Regions from separate parts of the Homo sapiens genome. Here region 1 is linked to region 2. A link is a loop called in an ENCODE intact Hi-C map of the cell type or tissue named here. Cell type or tissue: breast epithelium. All regions are shown on one strand.

The links. Peaks named below come from ENCODE experiments on the same cell type or tissue, not always from the same donor. Only the 100,000 strongest peaks of a DNase experiment are listed, where the experiment ranks them.
Region 1: a loop joins it to region 2, with 14 times the contacts of the local background. A loop is called at or near these places in 2 of 110 quality-filtered maps.

Annotation. Positions count from the first base shown.
Region 1 is chr5:179,957,475-179,959,974 of GRCh38, forward strand. All of the region lies in intron 8 of RNF130 (ring finger protein 130), which reads right to left. Among named protein-coding and RNA genes, the nearest start is that of TBC1D9B, 51 kb to the left of the region's middle. In breast epithelium, no CTCF peak of the experiment used is centred here; no DNase peak of the experiment used is centred here.
Region 2 is chr5:179,901,506-179,904,005 of GRCh38, forward strand. All of the region lies in intron 2 of TBC1D9B (TBC1 domain family member 9B), which reads right to left. Among named protein-coding and RNA genes, the nearest start is that of TBC1D9B, 5.1 kb to the right of the region's middle. RefSeq lists an enhancer at 1,066-1,565. In breast epithelium, no CTCF peak of the experiment used is centred here; no DNase peak of the experiment used is centred here; H3K27ac peaks cover 443 bases.

The DNA.
Region 1 (2,500 bases), 56 kb after region 2:
TCCCACTGCCTTTAATACTCATGTTGCAACTGCATTTTTAGGAAACCAAATTTGTCTCCTTCAACCACATTATTTGGCACTATCCTCCTCTCTGAAGTAGTCAAATGCAAGCAGTTTAAAGGAAAAGGTTGGAACCAGAGGTGCTGGGTTTGAATTCCAGTGGCCTTCTTCCTATGGCATCCCTTCAGAGTCACTCAATCCCTCGAAGCCCTACTTTATTCTTTTGTGTACATATATCTCACACTCAGATTGGCTACAAGGAGAATAAATACCAAGAGAAAGAAAAGGATCCACTATCCAGCAATACACCTCAAACAGAGGTTAATTTTAAATCTTTTCTGGAATTGTTACAAGACGGGCTGTGTGAGCAAAAGGTTATCAGGTTGAGAACTAAAAATTCAAAATTCTTTTTTTTTTTTTTGAGACGGAGTCTCGCTCTGTCGCCCAGGCTGGAGTGCAGTGGCGGGATCTCGGCTCACTGCAAGCTCCGCCTCCCGGGTTCACGCCATTCTCCTGCCTCAGCCTCCCAAGTAGCTGGGACTACAGGCGCCCGCCACTACGCCCGGCTAATTTTTTGTATTTTTAGTAGAGACGGGGTTTCACTGTTTTAGCCGGGATGGTCTCGATCTCCTGACCTCGTGATCCGCCCGCCTCGGTCTCCCAAAGTGCTGGGATTATAGGCGTGAGCCACCGCGCCCGGCCAAATTCAAAATTCTTTAGACAAGTGTTTCTCAAAACTAAAGCATACAACCTATTAATGGTTATACCATCAATTTAGGAGTTAACGACTAATATTAACAACAAGGCACAGGACTGACTACATCAGAGAATACTGCATGCAGTCAGGGAAGTGTGTGAAATTTGTTTCAGTTACACATGGGAGTACTGGGTCACAACACAAAATGTATCTCTTACAGTAGGAAGATGGTTTTTAGAAAGTCTGAAAAACACTGCTTTTGATATTTAAGGTTCTAAAAGAGGTAACTGAAAGAGAACCCAACAGCTCTCCTCGGCCTCTGATCCCTCCTAGGAACAATTCAAGAGGGACCCTCAGCACAGGACGCATCTCAGAGCCTTCTACCTGATCTGAGGTCGGCCTGTGAACAGGTCTATCCTGTAGCTTCTGTCTGAAGAATCAGGTCCTGGTGCAGGCTCGCTAGCTTTCAAAGTGTCCCGTGTTTTGGACGGACAATTTTAACTACTACAAAGTTGTTTCTTTCTTTTTTTTTGAGACAGAGTTTCACTCTGGTCACCCAGGCTGGAGTGCAATGGGGCGATCTCGGCTCACTGCAACCTTCGCCTCCCAGGTTCAAGTGATTCTCCTGTCTCAGCCTTAGCTGGGATTACAGGTACCTGCCACCACACCCAGCTAATTTTCATATTTTTAGTAGAGATGGGGCTTCACCGTGTTGGCTAGGCTTGTCTTGAACTCCTGACCTCAGGTGATCTGCCCACCTCAGCCTCCCAAAGCGCTGGGATTATAGGTGTTAGCTACCACGCCAGGCCACAAAGTTCTTTCTTATATCAAGTGGAAATCTGCCTCCCTGTAGATATCGCCAGAGCTCCAGAAATACAGAGTAAGCATCACTCTGTATGCACTGGTTAGTCAACATGAGGCTCTTTTGAGTATTAAACCAGGCAATACGGGTAAAAGAGACCAGTGCAGGACTAAGATCTTGGTAGGCATTCAATAAACAGTAGTTATTCTCATCTTTGTTATTCTCATCTTTAAGAGTCCTTCAAACACCTGGAAACAGCTCTCATCTTACCCGGTCCCCTCTCTTCCAAACCAAGCATCCCCAAGACATCAAATAATTAAATTTTCAGACCCTTTTATGCTGAGTGTGCTAGTTTCTCAATATTCCTCTTAAAAAGAGTACTGAGCACTCAAGCCTGTAATCCCAGCACTTTGGGAGGCCGAGACAGGTGGATCACAAGGTCAGGAGTTCAAGACCAGCCTGGCCAAGACAGTGAAACCCCATCTCTACTAAAAATACAAAAAAATTAGCTGGGCGTGGTGGCGGGTGCCTGTAATCCCAGCTACTCAGAAGACTGAGGCAGATAATTTCTTGAACCCGGGAGGTGGAGGTTGTGGTGAGCTGAGATGGCGCCACTGTACTCCAGTCTGGGTAACAGAGCGAGACTCCGTCTCAAAAAAAAAAAAAGAGTACTGAGCAAAATAATTCAGAAATACTGAGAGTAAAATAGAAACATCATTCTTTTTGTATAAATAAAGGAGTTTATATATATAAATTTCTACTACTACACTAAGAGGAGGAAGATCACCGGGAGCTTTCTGGTGGACCTGCTACAAGAAGCCAGGGCTTCCTGATCTCCGGTCATGCCACTGGATCATTTGCTCTAGTTATTTCGTCACCTTTACCACTTCAGATTCATTTCCTCATGCCAAGATTTTTTTGAATCTTGAATAATGAGCTACCGTTCTCTGCAAATCTTAGAACGTGATTTCTATGAATCAGAATCCAGCAATGGGAAAAGG
Region 2 (2,500 bases):
CGGGCACAGTGGCTCAGTCCTATAATCCCAGCACTCTGGGAGGCTGAGGCAGGGGAATCGCTTGAGCCCAGGAGTTTGAGATCAGTCTGGGCAACATGGCTGTCTCTACAAAAAATAGAAAAAATGAGGCATGGTTGCGTGGGCCTGCAGTCCCAGCTAGTCAGGAGGCTGAGGTGGGAGGATCGCTTTAGCCAGAGAGCTGCAGTGAGCTGTGATTGCACCACGGCACTCCAGCCTGGGCAACAGAAAGAGAACGCCTCAAAAAAACATTTCTTTTTTTACATATGTGCATTAAAAATATTAGTTAAAAGTAACTCAATCTTCATTTCATACTAAGAAACTATTCCATCTCTATGCTAGGTGCTGGGAATAAAAATAATATAATAGCTAATTAGAGTATTAAATGCTGTTTCTGTTTTCAGAGTTTTCCATGGATTATCTTATTTCATTCTCAGAACACAGTGGAGACAGGTACCATTATTTTCATTTTACCAGATGAAGCTGAGGCACAGAGAGGTGAAATAAGTTACCCAAGGTCACACAGCTGGGAAGTGATCAAATCAGAATCCTAACCCTGGGTGCCTGGCTGCAGAGCCTGCCCTCACCCTCGGAAGCTCCCGGCCTCATGGGCTTCCACGTAAAAGCGTGTGCAGACACGTCATGTCCAGAGGAGTAAGGAGGAAGGATGGGTCTGTGGAGTCTGGGCAGTTCTCAGAGGAGCGGGAGGGAAGGTTAGCTGGCATGGCGGACACTAGGCACAGCAGCCAGGAGGGGTGTGGCTCCTCCAGGCCCTGCAGCTGTGTGGTCCGGCTGAAGGCCAGGCTGTGAGCTGGGGAGACAAGGCCAGAAATGGAGGCAGGCAGACCCCCAGGTGTCCTCGAACACCAGGCTCAAGGGTCAGGACTCACTAAGCAGGTGCTGGCAGGGCCATGTCTGGTCTTGGTGAGTTGCTTCTGGGGCCTAGCCTGGCTGGCAGGAAAGGGAGGCACAGCCAGGGCCAGTGCAGGGCTTTGGGCCTGGCAGGAGGGGAGAGGTCAAGTGTGTGGCACGGGGCTACGTACATGGGCTCCGCTGCGTGGCTGTGGCTGGGCCCCTCCCCAGCACCAGGCCTGCTGTGACTAAAGGGATTCCCACTCTGCCCCTCGTACTTTTCTCTCCCCAGGGACGGGCAGCTCTTGCTGCCAGAGATGGAAATCTCAAGGGCCCATGTTAAAGCAGCTCCTCTCCTCATTAGCACACACCAACCTCCTGGCCCACTCAGAAATGGTCCCCTCCCCACAGGAAGCCCCTCCTCTGGCAAACTCTTGCTGCCCCCAGGGTCCACTCAGGCTCTGAAGCCAGAGATCGGGGGTCTAACTGGGCTTCCCTGCTTGGCCTTGGACAAACTCCCCTTCCTAACTCTTACTGAGTTATTCAGTCCTGCAAAGGAGAAGGGCACTGCTGGTCAGGATGCCCGTGCAGAGCGCCCACCTGGGAGTGGGGCTATTCCCGGGGTGCCGCCCGCCCTGTGCTTTTACTTCCTTGACCCTTCCCCTCCTGAAGCTGGGTTCCAGCCGTGAGGTTGACAAACTTTTGAGTCTCATCATCTTCTCCCAGGCCTTCAAGGGAAACCACTACCCTGGAGAACAAGGGCACTGTGGCTTCTGCTTCAGAGAGGTACTGAGAGGGTCCAAACTGCAGCTGTGTGACTCTGAGCAGGTTACTCAACCCCTCTGGGCCAGAGTTTCTTCACCTTCAACATAGAGAAGACCAAAGTACTTATGCCTTCTGGAGGTACCGGGTGGTTCAGGCAAGTGCCTGGCACACAGGAAGCACTGTCTGAGCGTCAGCTAGGACTGTCATTTTCTCAGAGCAAACTCAACCCAGCAGGTACCCGCTGAAAGGGGACTTCCCTCCGCACTCTTGGACGGGTGAGTGCGCTTCCACCTAGGAGGACAACTACAGCGGATTCTCGTTATTCAGGTGGTCAGATTCTGTAAGGTGGCCGCGAACACTGAGTTAGCGAATCCTGAACCAGTACCCCGGGGGAACACAGGGTTAGGTTCCTGGAGCCTCTAATCACACTTCTGTCGACTGACCGATACATAACTGTTTTACATGTGTTTCTGTTTAAAGATGCCTTATTTAATACGTATTCCTGATCGATTGGCATTGAGCTCACGGCCAGCAGCACTATCACTCACGCCTGAATGAAGCTGCTCTCATGCACAGATCTCCTTCACAAGGCACAACTCAGCCTTCTTGCTCTTAGGAACAAGAGCGCTATGCTTGGGAGCCATTTTAAACAGCCAAGTCATCAGCAACGAGCACAAACATGGGAAAAACATGGCACTGCAGAGACTGTGAACAGGACACGTGAGTGCAGTATGAGAGCTGAATCAAGAAGGCAGAGCGTCGTCCTGTTCTGCCTCAGCTGGGGACATGGGCATCAGGCGAGTCAAATTTTTCACTGCTTTGAACGTGCATGTGTCCATGAGTGTCTCCAAATGACCACAAAATC